Regions from separate parts of the Mus musculus genome. Here region 2 is linked to region 1. The links are chromatin loops, found by intact Hi-C in ENCODE. Cell type or tissue: left cerebral cortex. All regions are shown on one strand. Links, peaks and the distances in the headings refer to the core of each region. The heading gives the core; the rest is flanking DNA.

What was found. Peaks named below come from ENCODE experiments on the same cell type or tissue, not always from the same donor. Only the 100,000 strongest peaks of a DNase experiment are listed, where the experiment ranks them.
Region 2: it touches region 1 in a loop (2.6-fold over the local background); 1 of 42 quality-filtered maps calls a loop at or near these places.

Annotation. Positions count from the first base shown.
Region 1 is chr13:36,115,422-36,123,038 of GRCm38, forward strand. Lyrm4 (LYR motif containing 4) reads right to left here and starts at 1,936. Exons shown (of 3, transcript NM_201358.2): 1 at 1,654-1,936. The coding sequence starts at 1,739. Fars2 (phenylalanine-tRNA synthetase 2 (mitochondrial)) reads left to right here and starts at 2,222. Exons shown (of 7, transcript NM_024274.3): 1 at 2,222-2,584. In left cerebral cortex, for the core only: a CTCF peak has its summit at 3,352; DNase peaks (open chromatin) are centred at 1,485, 2,204 and 2,417; H3K4me3 peaks cover 2,352 bases; H3K27ac peaks cover 1,811 bases.
Region 2 is chr13:36,254,229-36,261,845 of GRCm38, forward strand. The region is part of intron 4 of Fars2 (phenylalanine-tRNA synthetase 2 (mitochondrial)); the gene reads left to right. Among named protein-coding and RNA genes, the nearest start is that of Gm40912, 50 kb to the left of the region's middle. In left cerebral cortex, for the core only: no CTCF peak of the experiment used is centred there; no DNase peak of the experiment used is centred there.

The DNA of each region.
Region 1 (7,617 bases), core at 857-5,856:
GTTGGGCCCCCCAGTGTGAACCTCTGCTTAGTCTCTGTTTATTCAGTCCATTTTTATTCTTGAGACAGACATCTTCTAGACTGCAAGGAACACTCCAAGCATTTACTTCCATGTTTCCTGTCTTCCATCAATAGTAAGTAATAACAGGTATTTGTGGAAACTCCTACCAGGAGGTTTAGTGTTTATGCCCCCTCTCCTCCAAAGCCAATGTCATCACATAAAATCAAAACCTATGTTCGGCTGGGTATGAGCTCACTTGTCCAACCCATGTGCTATTCTCAGTTGACACGACAACTATTATTTTCTCAGCAGGTTTCTGAAATATGAATTACTGCTGGGAAAGTTGGTGCATCTGTTCACAGACTAAAGTAGTGCATAGCCGGACGGGTAGCTCAATCCCTAGAGAAGGGTGCACCTAGAACCAGGTCTGTTTCAGGAGTTAACTGCCAAGACACCCAGCCCATGCCTGGGCAGCTGTGAAGGACAGCTTGTTAAGTACTTGAAAGACTTGGGAAATAAATGAAAATAAGCAAACTGTCTGGAGAAAATGAGCTGGTTTCATCAGATTCTTATTCTTAGATTCAATCTCAAAGGATTCAGGTAATTAATCAATAAGACACCAAATATCAGAAAAACCCTAAAACTCTACAGAAATGTTGGGTCAGAAGTTTCAAAGAAGCAGAAACTGTGAAGGTGGAGGTTCTGAGGTAGAGTTTTGTGTGTGTGTGTGTGTGTGTGTTGTTTTGGTTTTTTTGAGACTGGGTTTCTCTGTGTAGTTCATGGTGGCCTCGATTTCAGCGCTCTGGCTGCCTGTGCCTTCCCAGTGCTGGGGTTAAAGGTGTGCACCACTACCATGTGGCAAGGAAGTATAAGGGACTCATACAAGTAGGGGAATAGGCCAAGCAAGGAAAGAAATGGGGCAGAGTTAAAAATGTAAGTTTTAGTGCATTTAAGTGAGGTGCACGCATAGTAACTCATTAACATACATTTTATAACTTAAAATAAATTTAAGTTTTAAATGTTTTTGAAGAATTGATGCTCCTGTCCTCTTGTTATAGGTCCTAGACTCTAGGATCTAGCAGTAAGATTTCAGTTTGGCGAGGCTGGATAAACTAAGAATTCAGTTTTTAAAGGCTTAGCAACTCATTTTACCTTTAACATGAATATGTAGCCCCTCTCCACCATCCTTTAGTAAGAACGTATCTGATACTTGGAACCAACGTCACGAATTAAAACACTAGTGAAATGAAAGGGGGCCCTAGAGCAAGCCTTCAGTTTTGTGTCCACGTGGTCTAGACTGCCTGCTTCCACTCTTGTAATCTCAAGGCAAGATATAGGTATGCCCTAAGTTTCCTTGTCCTAGCTTCTCACTGGTAGCTTCGCGTTCATCACTTTGTACCGCAGAAACAGGACACTGTTTAATGGTCCTAAAGCCCCTATGTGGGTGTCAGTTCAGGGAAGGTATCCCAGCATTTGAAGGGCAAGTCCTTGGCTCCTCCCCTCCAGGGCTCTGAGGGTCACACCTGGGGGTGGACAGTTGCACGTGCGCGTCATGGGAGTGGAGCCTGTCACTTTCACAGGTTGTGGCCGCCTGATCCGCGACCCCCGCAGACAGAGCTGGGCACCCGATTCCCGGCCCTCCCCCCGGGTCACCTGTAATTGTAGGCGCTGAAATGCTTGCTCTCTCTCATCATCGCCCGGTACAGATCTAAAACTTGTGCGCGGCTGGAGGCTGCCATGTTGAAAATAAACAAAAACAAACAAACCAAAAAACACCCTAACAACAAAACCAAACAGGTCCTTCTTCGTAGAAGCCCCAAGTTTAACTGAACCCAAATGTCAAACGATGCAAAAAAAAAAAAAAAAAAAAAAAAGCACGCTGGAAGGCAGGAGAAGAGAGGCTCCGCCTGGCTCGCGCGCGGCCTGGCTCGCGTCCTGCGCGAGAGGTGGCGCCGCAGGCAGGGCGGCGGGCAGCTAAGGGGTGGCGCCCGTGTCCTGGAGGCTCCGCGTTCCTCACAGGCTCCTCGGGCGGCAGGAGGCCGAGCCGTCCAGCCCCAGGCTCGCTCCTCGGGAGGACAGTCGCGGGCTCGAACACCAGGGCTCAAAGCCTCCTCCGCCTTTCGAACCGCCCGGGGGCGTGGCCGAGATCCCGGTGTCTCCTGACACCACGCCCCCTACACCTGCCTAGGCCCCGTTGCCTGGGTTACGAGCCGCGCTCCCCAGCCCTGCCCCTGCCCGGCTCGGCTGTCTTTGGCGCTGCCTGACCTGCTGTGCACGAAAACGAGGGTGACTTTGCTTTGGATCCGTCTGGTTGGCAGCCTGAGTTTATCAGTGTCATCGTGACTGGGGGACGCAGCGCCAGTGGTGCGGAGGTAACTAGCTGGCGACTTCCTGGCGCACCGGCTTGTCTTTGGGCGAGCGGCTCAAGGGACCTAGGGCCCTGGCCTCTTCCCGTCAAGATGGCGGCGCCCAGCGCGCCCAGCGTCTCGGTAGCCAGAGGTTAAGCTCAGTGACGGCGGAGTGAGTGTGTGGCCGCTTTGCGGACTTCGAAACGCCCGCGTTTGGTTTCCCCGGCGTACGCTGGGTGAGTGCTGGCCTTGCTGCAGAGTAGAGGTGTCAGGTCGCCGACTGTTATGCACTTTGCATTCGGCTGTGACTTCCATTTCCGGGATCTTCACTAAGGGGCTACACTATTTTTTGTTTGTTTACTATTTTTTCTTTCTTTTCTTTTCTGTTTTTTTTTTTTTTTCTTTCCTGTTTTTGAGACGGGGTCTCGTTTTGTAGTCCAGACTGCCCTTGAGCTCCTGGTCACAGATTTCCCGGTGCTGGGATTAAAAGTGTGGGATGCACTACTGTTTTTGTTAAGAGCACGGTTTTGTAGTGCGTAAACATAAATAAACAAACAAGCACATAAATAAATTAGATGTCATGATTAATAAGGGAACCCTTAGGACTTTAGGGGATTTCCTAGACATCATTTCAGACCCAAGGCAAAAAGAGGGTTTTTCTCAGCTTTTAGCTATCACGGACCAGCTTACTAAAGTACTTAAGTTTTTGGGTTGTTCCTTGATCTTAGGACTGTGCGAAGAGAAGCTTCGAATAATTCTGGTTCTTGTGTTTGGAACTCACTCGTTAGTTTTGGAATATTGTTTTATATTAAGATGGTGCAACAAGCCACTACCTGCAAATTCTCTGTCCCTAAATACAGCAAAGAGTCATTTTAACGATAAGACGGAAGTCAATTTACCATGCCTTATCATTTGTTTTGGTGTATCAAGCTTTCATTCTCTATTCGAAACAATCTGTGTTTTTCTGGATCACATGTTTGCAACTTGTTGTCCTTGAATCTAAGTATACCTACTCGTCTTGATGTAGTGGCAATCAAAGGTATTGACGATACAGTGCTTTTATAAAAACACTCTTAAGCCCCTGTTTGATTTTTGTCTTAGTCAAAATAGATTTTTAAATTTCAAATTTAATTTTTAAATAAATGGAACAGAACTTGCCTTTTGTTCCCTTTCTGTTTGTTTGATCAGGTCACTGACTCAAGTTTAATGGGATCCATTAATATTTTGAGTTTTACTTGCAACTTTCTAAATGGCTGACATCTGTAAAGTAGGTTTTCCCCTTGTTGCAGAGTCAGAACAGAGCTGTGGTCTCTTGAGGTAATAGAATATTGATTGCTATTGATAATAATGCCCCAGGAAAACCTACACATTAAAAGTTACAGGTAGACAAAATTACCAGAATGAGAAGGAAAAACGTTTTAAATTACTTTGATTTGTCATAAAAGAGTGGGGAATATGTTTTAAATGTATTTTACTTTCATCTTGAAAGTGAAATTAGGATAATTACTGTATGCAGTTGATGCCTAATTACAAAGGAGTTAATTACTAATGTGTACAGTAATGTATCGACCTGGCTTATCTTTGTGTGATCAAATGCAGCTCATAGAATATGCAGAGTTAAAATAGTTTGGGCAGTAGCTTTTTCAGTTAAAGAGCAGTTGAGATTAGGAAACTGATAGCTTCTTAGTGTTGGGGAAAATTAGTCAGGCTATGGATTTGGACTTTGTACTAGCAATGAACACAATCGACTAATCTAATGTAGAGTTAAATCACAGTAATTAAACATTTTTCAAGAGGTCCTATAACCATTTCAATAGCCAACTTGTAAGCTATTGAGTAGATGATTATGTTGCTGCCAATGACATTTTCTGTAAAGGCTTCCGGATCACATTGTTGTGAGGATTCTAGCATCTACTTTGTTTGGTTTTGGATTTGCTGCTTGATTCTCATGCCATTTTGTTTTTCCTTTGTTCAAATCAATTGCTGTAACATGGCATTAGTTAATGCTATTCCAAGTCTCTCCCCCTGCCCCCTTTCTTTTCTTTCTTGGCTGTTTTGGTGCTTGCTCTGTAGATCAGGCTGGCCTTGACCTGAGAGGTCCACCTGCTCCTGCCTCCTGGTGGCGTTCCCCTGTCCCTGGATGTTGCCAGGGTAGAGAAACATTGAGCCCTGAGAATTAGGGCCTGTTAAGGTGGAGGTTGTGTTTGGGTTGGCTCTGAAGGTTCAGATTCAAGCTGGGCCCTGAGACTTTGGATGCACGGGCGTGGAAGGGCCTCCTTTGAAGAGGAAGCGTTCCTTTCATCTTGGGCAGAGTGGAAGGGAGACTTTCCTGAGGCTAGAGAGAAAATAACTGTAGCTTAAAGACTACGGTGGGGAGTGGATTCTTTCCAGAGCTGGGGGTAAGGCCATGCATCGAGAAGACACTAAGTGATCTGAACCCTCATGTGATCTCAGTCAATGATGCCACAAGCTGAGAGGGCACAGCTTGTCCCCTAAGGAAAGGCAAGCTGAGAGAGTAGATGATTTAGCCAGGATCAGACAGTTGAAAATGGGCTGTCGTGGCTGTTAGCTGAGGATGTATTCTGTCTAGCTTGCTGTCATACTTCATACATACGGTCTTCTGTGCCAGCTCCAGGAATTTGACCTTGAAATGATTCCTCCTCTCCCCTTCTTGCTCTCTCTGTCTCTCTTGTGTTCTTTCTGTCTTTGTAGGTCTCTCTCTGTCTCTCTCTCTTTTGTTTTTCCGAGACAGTGTTTCTCTGTGTAGCCTGGCTGACCTGGAACTCACTCTGAAAATCAACCAGGCTGGCCTTGAACTCAGGGACCTACTTGCCTCTGCCTTCCAAGTGCTGGGGTTAGATCTGCATTATTCTCTGCCTGTCTCTCTGTCTCTCTCTCTCCTCTCTCTCTCAGTTGTTTGCATTTACTGTTTGTGTGCTGTGGTGTACATCTGGAGGTTAGAGGAGAACTTGAGAAAGTTGGTTCTCTCTTTCTACCATGAAGGGCCCAAGCTTGATCCTAGGTTGTCAGGCTTGGCAGCAGCTTCTTCTTCTTTTTTTTTTTTTTTTTTTTTTTTTTTTTTTTTTTATAATGGTAAATTTTAGTCACATTGGAATTTTAGTTTGGTTACATCTGCACATACTTGTAAAACTAACTCCTCTGTAAAGTAAATTCTATAAGTACTAACTGAAACTCTGAAGTGTTTTTGCACTTTTTCTTTCTTTTTTTTATGGTATTAGTTACACTTCAAGAGAAAAGGTTTGGTGTGTCTGTGTGTGTGTCTGTGTGAGGGAGAGGAGAAGGGGGAGGGGGAGGGAGGGGGAGAGAGGGAATTTCTATAGAGCATCTGTGGGGAAGGGGGAAGAGAGAGGGGGAGGGGGAGGAGGAGTGGGAGAGGGAGAGAGGGAGAGAGGGAATTTCTTTTTTCTTTCTTTTTTTTTTTTTTTTTTTTTGGTTTTTCCAGACAGGGTTTCTCTGTGTAACCCTGGCTGTCCTGGAACTCACTCTGTAGACCAGGCTGGCCTCGAACTCAGAAATCCACCTGCCTCTGCCTCCCAAGTGCTGGGATCAAAGGTGTGCGCCACCAAGCCGGGCGAGAGGGAATTTCTATAGAGCATCTTTTCAAACAGGCTTAAGGAAATCTTTACTCTTTAGTGGTTAGGTTCTTCAGCTTGTGGGCAACAATGATGAAATTTCCAGCCAGTTGTCCAGAATTTTTATTTCTTTTTGTTTGTTTGTTTGTTTGTATTTTGAGACAGGGTTTCTCTGTGTAGCCCCGGCTGTCCTTGAACTCAGAAATCCGCCTGCCTCTGCCTCCCAAGTGCTGGGACTAAAGGCGTGTGCCACCATGCCTGGCTTGAATTTTTATTTCTTTAAACCAAATATTTTCTCCTTTTGGAAAGAAACCATGTTTTCTTTCCCAAAGTTACCATTAACATGAGGATTCTTTGACAGGCCAATATTCTGTTACCAAGTATCATCATGTTTTTATTACTACATGTGAAGGGTAGCTATTATTATTATATTTTTCTTGTATATGAGAATGGTGCTCTAGTCAAGTTAGCATAATAAAGTATAATAGCTGTTAACTTATCTGGCTTATTTTCTCTTACTTATCTGGCTTATTTTCTCTTATTTGAGCTTTGCTAGTCAGTTTACTAGTATCCCATTTTAGTAATTTTTGTAAAGATGAATTTGAACTTGTGATTGACTCTTTAGAATGAGGACTAAGAGCGTTCACTTCCTGTTTATGCCTGTAAGTCGGTTGTTTACTGAAAACACTCGAGCGTTGTATGCTGACTTTGTTAATGTTTGTTAATGTCAGTGGAGAAATCCTACCTCAGAGTCTTAGTGTACTTGACACTTAGTGCTCTGCATTATTTCTACTTCTGTGGATCAAAACCTGGGTGTTCAAGGCAAGCCCTCTCCCACTGAACTATTCCTTTAGCCTGTAGGTCTGAGATATCACAATAACTGATTTCTCAGTAGGATAGTACGTGTTTGCAATTATGCTGGAGACTCTGATTAGCCTGAGTCCATGCATAGAGTTCATGCATGCTGTCTGTGCCATCGCAGTGAATACTTCTATGTGATTTAATATTTCATAACTTACTAGCCAAAACATTTATTTGCTGAGCATAATAGCAGCAATTTAGCTTGGTAAACTTGTTATGTGTGTGCACTTGTTAGCTTGAATTAACTAATAATGTTTAAGAGTAATAAGAGCCTTTGGTGAAATGGATTACAGTAATATTGGCAGACAGTACTATGGAGTTAGGTTTAGTTAATGAGGATAACTTTATTGGGAACATTATCTTCATAGTAATTCTTGGAGGAACGTAAGTTAAGAAGTAGCGCTATTGGAGAAAGCTTAGCATGTAGCACACTCTTTTTGAAGTTTTTGAGGCAAAGATTCCATGTGCCAGCATTCTGTCACTTAAACAGTATACATGAAATAATCTAATGATAAAGAGGAGAGGTTTATTTTGCCTCATGACTGCTTTAAGTCTATGGAGGCATATCATATAGCATGAGTGCCTTAGTGTTACTATTGCTGTGATGAAACACCATGACCAAAGCACCTTGGAGAGGAAAGGGTTTATTCTTAGCCTTTGCTTCTATATCCCTGTTCATCATTGAAGGAAACCAGGACAGGAAGTCAAATGGCAGGAACCCAGAGGCAGGAGCAGAGGCGGTGGAGGCGTGTTACTTACTGGCTTGCTCCTCCTGGCTTGTACAGCCTGCTTTTTCATATATACCTGGGCAACCT
Region 2 (7,617 bases), core at 1,107-6,106, 140 kb after region 1:
ATATGGACATAGTGTTGATCCCTGTTTGAAGTAAGTAATCAACTTTCCTGAACATTCTGCAATAACTGAAAACCATAAAGTATGAAAAATAGATCGAGGTTGATTCCATGATTCCCTAAACCAAGTATCAAAGTCTTAGGCACATAAATAAGTGTGTATATCACATGCCTGTCTATGGGATCCCATGTTTCATAAAAATGGAATCACTTTTTGAATGAATATTATCAGAGTCGTATCCTAGTGTTGTTCACTTTTTCAATGCCTGCTGACTTACCTCTCTTAGTACTCTATCAGAGCTGAGAAAAAACCAAAAACCAAACAAACCTCTGCTATTATGGAATTCTGTAGTGGTTGTTTCTGCATCTGGCAAGTTTTTGTTCATAGTGAACATGGCATGAATATGTTCCCATGGCTGAAAATGAACTTTGTTAGTTATCACCTGGCATTGTGGTCACTTCGTTCTGGTCACTTCCTTATCAGTGTGCTGTTAGAAGCAGTCTTCCTGCATGTGTCCTTGGATCCTTCTTGCGTGTGTGTCTGGCTGGCATGAGACATGTGTGTGCCATGTAAATAGAACCTGTGGCTCTCAGTCTCTGATGCCTGAAAGATTCTAACCGTGCTCATGGGCGACACCTCACACACTCAGTTGCTTACTCTTTACAGGCAAAATGGCGAAGGCCTTGTGTCCCACTGTCACCTTACTTCACTTTTCTTGTCACCAGTGTGGTTGAACACGTTTCCAGTATTTTTTGTCACCAGATTTTCTGATGTCACTTTTTCAAGTGACATCCTTTCAGATGCTAGAGAATCTTCATGCTTTCTTTTCATTCTCTCCTCTCAGGTTAGACTTTTATTTTGTTCCCTGTTGGAACATTTGGCCTGCCCATTCATCCTTGTGAGATAAGTGGCTTCATATGAGAGAATTCTTTCTTGAAGCTTATTTATATTAGAATGTTGTATACCTGTCCTCCTTAATTACCTTTTTTTATTATATTTACATTCATCAAGCCTGCCTCCACTGAAATCCTCACAATTCACTGCACATCTCATTCTTTCTATTTCCTTCTCCTTGGTGTGGAAATTTTCCTTATGTGTTTCTACAGGCTGTGTCTGCTGGGGATGGCCTCCTTAGGCTTGCTTTCTCTGACACACCGTTCTTCCTTCATTATCATGAAGGATATTTTTATTGAATATAGACTCGTGAACTGATGGCCATTTCCTTTATTTTTTTATTTTATTTTTTTTTTTTTTTAGCATTTCAAACTGTTTTCTTCTACCTGTGGTTAAATGAAAAAAAAATCATAATTTCAATGCCTAATAATTGCTCATCTAACTATATAGTATTGTCTTTTATTTATTTATTAGCTACTTTCAGGATTTTTTTTTCTATTCTTGGTGTTCAGAAATAGGAATTTTTATATTTTCAGCTACTTTTTAAAATAATTTTACTTTAACTCTTTTTTCTTTTCTGTCTTTACCCCTACAGAGACTCTGTGATTCTGCTTGTCTTTTATTAAAAAAAATTTTTTTAATGCATGTTTTGCTTGCATGTGTGCCAGTGTATCAGTTGTATGTCTGGTATGTGTGGTGGCCAGAAGAGAGTGTCAGATTCCCTAGAAATTGAATTAAAGACGCTTGTGAGCTATCAAATCTTTGGGTGCTGGGAATCAAATCTGGGTCCTTTGAATGAACGAACAGTTCATACTCTTAACCTCTAGCCCTCCCCTTCCTTCTCCCTTTCCTTCACCTCCCCTCCACTCTCTACCTCTCCTCTCCCTTTCCCTCCTCTCCTCTCCTCTCCTTTCCCTCCCCTTCCCTTCTCTCTTCCCTTCTACCTCCCTTCAAGCCTCCTTTTCTCTGTGGCAGTATCTTCATTCATTTCCTTCTCACCTTCCCCCTGCCAACAAGCATTAGTCTGCATTTCCTTCTACCTTGAATTTCATTAGAGTTGTGCACAATGTGTTACCCTGCTTCCACATTTTTACCAGTGGAGTAACACTACATATAGCTGTGTGATGTCTGTGTGACATGAAGTCCAGCATTGTTAGGTTGTGGTGTATTTGTTTCATGCTATGTAAATTCACTTGGGTGTGTATGCCATAGCTTATCTCTTCTTAAAGCCTACTGATTGAAGTTTTGGTTGCTCATGCTGAGTATTCTTATGCCTACAGGTGTGTACATGCCAGGGTTTTAATTGCAGAGTCAATTTTTATGGGAATCTTCAGGGCTTTTCTTGTGTGTGTTAGGGAGTCACCAAATTACTTGCTAAAGTGGTTTGCCTGTTTTGCATTGCCTCGAGACTGTAATCGAAATCCCTTGTTGCTCACATTCCCTTTAATACTTGACCTTGATCTGGTTTACCTGTCTGGGGATGATAAAAATAGTTTCCCGTGGTTTTCATTGGCCTGATTGATATTGTGGCTGAAAGCATTCTTATATGTTTGCTTGACATTTACAGTTTTTCTTTTCATTTCAGCTGGGTTTATCTACCCATTTCTGTTTTTTAACTGATTGGTAGGCTTCTTACATTTATATCAGATATTATTCACTTGTTATTTTTATGTATTGTAATTTTACAGGTTTGTGGCTTTTCTTCCTTTTTGTTGCTAGTTCATAAAAGTAATATATATGTATATGTATGTATGTGTGTATATATATATATGAAATATATATAGTTCTTCCTTGAGTAGCTTCAGTTTTCTTTGTTATCACATCATTCTTAAAAAAAAAAAAATCACTTCTCCATGAACTGTGAGTGGGTGGAAGTTGACAGCCCCATGACGATTACCCCTCTGCTTGTCATGTATGGTCCTCGTACTTTATCTCTCTCATTTATTGTCATATTATTCATATTCTCAACCCAGCGACTGTAAAGTTTTAATCCTCTCTGGCATCCGCCTCTGTGGCCTGGTGTTCTGTCAGCTTCGGTCCCCCCTCTGACAGTCTCTCCCAGCCGGGAAAGCGTGGTTTAGGGTAGGCTTGATTAGGAGCTGTAGCTGGGAGCTTGCCTGGGGTTTCCAGTCTGCAGTTTGCAGGGAATTGGATGTGTTTCCTTGTAGAGATTTTAGTTTTCCCGATCCTGCTTCTCATCCTGTCACCTTCCAGTGTTTCTCTTGCTAGTGTGCAAGTGAAGCCTCCACCTCTGGCTTCAGACTGGCGCACGTGCTTGCTCCCCGGAGCTCTCTGCAGCAGTTGTGCTGTGTGCTGCATGCCTAATGTTGGCAGCCATGTTTCTACCCAGTGTATCCTTTGGATGTGGAAACTCGTGTAGGATTCTTATTTTCATCACCTAAAGCTTGGGATATTTGATGACTGTATAAAGTAATTGCCACTCAGTTTCCCACTCCTTTCCTGTCCAAGTGATCAAACTGATCAAGTTGACTGGGGAGTATGCAGGTAGAAAGTCTTAAATTTGGTCAGGTTAAATTGCTCCAGGTTGTAATCTCATTCAGGGATCTATTTCTGCCTGTGTACACTTACATTGCCCAGTAGCTTTGAAGCATTTTCTTCTGTAGGAAGAACATATTTTTCTGCCCTGCTGCTTTGGTGCTTGCCCTCTTGACTGCTTGGGCCAATGGGATATTAACAGATATGGTTGGAAGACTGGCTTGAGATGTATATCCTAGTGTTTGAATTCTGCTGTAGTAATTGAATATTCCTTTTGTAGTCTGCTGATTTTAACACAGTGAGGTGCTCACTCTCACTGTGTTTTGTTTGTTTGTTTGTTTGTTTTTTGTCCAGCTGCAAGTGGTTGTTTTATGCCTGAGACTTTGTCCCGATTTGTTGTCCGTCTGCCATTACTGAGTCTCAAAATGCTCTTAGTGGTTGTATTGTATGTTCATTTTTCACTGACTGAGTTCTTGAGGTTGTCTCCCTCCATTTCATTTCACAGAAAGTCCAGGAGAACTCACTCTTTTCTTTCAGTTATATACACTCTACTCTCTTCTGTAGCTTAGTAGAAAGAATGATTGAAAAGAGTGTGAGCTTTTCTGCCTCCTTCCCACTATCCAGAAGCAACTGATTCTTGTCTCAGTATAGTGTAGTTGTGGGTGCTGTGATCCAGTCAGGAGTTAGCAGTGCAGTTTATCTGGAAAGTTGTGTCCTCAGACTTTTTACATGCTGCTAACACAGAGGATTGTGTATATACGCATGTGGGCCAGTGTTTGGGTAAATGCCCTCTGAGTCTCTAGGACCAGGGCACACTTGGAGGTGGTGGACTACGGGAGAGGTAGCCTCTAGTGGGGTTTCTGGTCACTGTGGACATGTCTTTGAAGAGGATGGCGGTGCCCTAGCAGCTTCCTTTGCCAAGTGACCTCACCAGGAGAGCACAGGCCCAAGAAGTGAGGTCAACCAGATATGAGTTCTAACTGCCAAAAGAAATCTTTCTTCCTTCAAGTTTGATTACTTCAAGAAGTTAGTGGCAGTCATAAAATATCAAAATAAAGTTTCCTTTAAGCTCTCCAATTCTATAGTATAGTCTTCTAAGCAGCCCAGGAGTTAAAAAATGTTAGCTCGGACTCTCATTCTGTTCTGTAGAGCCATGGGGAAAATTGCAGACCAGATACATTTTGCTATATTTGGTTGGTTAAAAAGGTTTATTTTTCCCCTCTAAAGAAATTCTCACAGACAAAACAAAAACCTAGAATGTTCCTATAATTGAATTGTATGTAAAATATGTATGGAGCCCTTCTTTATGGGATCTCAGCAGCTCTGCAGGCGGGTGTGATGTGCTCCCAGTGGCTACATTTTATTTTCTCCTCTGCAAAAAGGCAATTTAGAGTTTTAGGAATTATTTATAGTACTGTGAGGATAAACACAATCTACTAGGATATTTTCTTGTGTCTTTTTTCAAGGCTTATTTCTGCACTTTAGGCTAGAATCAGTGGCATCATGTAAGGGCCAGGTTATGTGTAAGGGTGGAAAATGAAGTATTATCATCATGCATAATTTTTGCCATGTTTAAAATCATGCCTTTTAATTGACATTTTAGGATTTGGACGTTATTAGGTGTTTCTACACATGCACTTACACAGTGAGGTTGATTAGTTCTCAGTGTGGGTAGTGATGGGTTGAAAACATGTACTTTGCTATTGGACATCCAAGTTAGAAAGAGGCAGCTCTAAGTGAAAGGTGTTTCACAGGCTGACTAGCCCAGGAAACCCGTGTACTATCTCTCCCTCATGTAACCAGTCCCCTCCCCCTCAAAACAAAAACCAAAACCATTTTATGAGATGCATCCTAAGATGTAGAGTTAATGCCCTTCCATTGGTCCTGAGGTTGACAGTAAGCTGTGGGGTGGATAGAAATTCATTTTGGGAAAGGAGTGATAACTATGAGATACTCTAAAACTTTACCTATAGGTGCGTTTTTAGCACAAAGAAAGTATCTGATGTCAATGCAATACCTGTTTGGCAGGTTGAACTTGGACCTGTAGCCTTTGGGCTTTAAAAGGTGTCTTAGTTGGGGTTTTACTGCTGTGAACAGACACCATGACCATGACAACTCTTACAGGATAATGTTTAATTGGAGCTGGCTCACAGGTTCAGAGGTTCAGTCCTTTATCATCAAGGTGGGAACATGGCAGCATCCAGGAAGGCATGGTGTAGGAGCTGAGAGTTCTACATCTTGTTCTGAAGGTCAAGAGGAGAAGACTGGCTTCCAGGCAGCTAGGAGGACTGTAGTAAAGCCCACGCCCACAGTGGCACAACTACTCCAACAAGACCACACCTACTCCAACAAGGCCACACCTCCAAATAGTGCCACTCCCTGGCCAAGCACATTCAAGCTACCACAAAAGGCATTAAGGAAAAGCTCTTAAAATCTGCTATGTGTACTTTTTGGAGTTTTGAGGATGAGAACCCCTTCTCTATTGCCTTCTATTAAGTCCCTGTGCTAGGTAGTCCCTGTGCAAGGTACTGGGCACAGTGAGGTGGTATTTGCCTTTGAGGTATACATAGTCTGGGAGTGAGAATTATGAGGAAGCTACTGTGCCCATGGGCCTGTAGGGATAGTTGAGACAGAAGGTGGTTGCTGTAGAGGCACACACAGCGGTCTAGTCCAGGCTTGAGCTAAGCAGTGAGCTTGAGTAAGGAAGATGATATAGACCTGGAGCATTGCTCTTTTCCCTGTGCAGAGTATTACAAGGAGTGGAGGGCAGTTGTCCATGTTCTGGGGTGACTGATACATTGACCTGTTAGGGTCTACCCTCAGGCATGGGGCATAAGTCAAGCAAGGCACAGTCTAAACAGGGTCAGTTCTTCCTGTTTTGTGCTTTTTTTTTTTTTTTTTTATTTTAGAGAAAACTTTTACTTGCCAGGTAGTGGTGGTGCACACCTATAATGCAGCACGGTAGAGGCAGGAAGATCTCTGAGTTTGAGGCCAGCCTGATCTAAAGAAAGAGTTCCAGGATAGCCAGCATTACACAAAGAAACCCTGTCTTGAAAAACCAAAGCAAGCAAACAAATACATTTTTACTTATTTTATGTTAATGGTTGTTTTGCCTGCATAAATGTCTATGCAGTATGTCTATTCATGGTGCCCATTGAGTCCAGAAGAGGTCATTTCCTCTAAATCTGGAGTTAGAGATTGTTGTGAGCAGCGATGTGAGCTTTCATGCACTACAAACATATAAATTGTACTAAGAAGAAAATTAGGCTTGGATAAAATTAATGATCCGGAAAAACATTCATTCTAGGCCAGGTCCAGGAATGAGGCCACAGGTGTACACCCTGATAAAGTAAGGCCCCGAACAAGGGGTAGATAATTCTATTACATAAAAAAAAAACAAAAAAAAAAAAAACAAAAAAACTATTGCTTTGAACTTATAATGAACTTATGGAATGAAAGCCAGATAAAACTACTACTTTGAAGTTGTAATCAACAATCCTGTGTTAATTTTCTCTTGTGTAAGATTCTATCTGTTTTTTGAATGAAGTAATTGTCTTAGTGGGTATAAAAAGGCTAAGAGAAATAAAGTTATTAGAGCTTTGCTCTGTCCATCAAATATGTGTGTATATGTATATATGTAAGTTGCTTGGAGCTTTTCTCCATCTATCAAATATGTATCTGTCTGTCTGTCTATCTGTCTGTATATATATGCTTGTCTGTATGTATGTGTGTGTGTGTGTGTGTGTGTGTGTGTGTGTGTAAGATGGTTGAAACCTGCTTTGTTTTATCTAGTGTGTGTATGCGTTTTTTCCTCTCCTTTGCTTCTCTAATCCTGACCCACCATGAACAGCCCAGCTAGCCCCTATCAGTAGCAGCTCTCATTGGCTACTATCAGTAGCAGCTTAAGCTGATTGCCACCAGTACTGGTCTCTTTCTCTTTCTCCAGTTGCCTGGAGAGGTTTATACTTAGTGCTATTAGTACCAGGTTCCCCCTCCCCCTTTCTCCTTCTAATAGCCTGCCAATATTAATAGGAGGGTCAGTTGTCATCAGCACTGACCCCCGTTATGGAGTCCACACTTGCTGCCTTCCTCCATTTACTCTTCTGTGTCAGCGACAGTACATGGCACAATACAGAGCAGTCCCATGCCTTTTGGCAACATATTCAGTGATTATCCATGCATTTGCTTGAGATCTTCCACGGTGTTCTTTTGTCTTCACCTTCCTTTCTG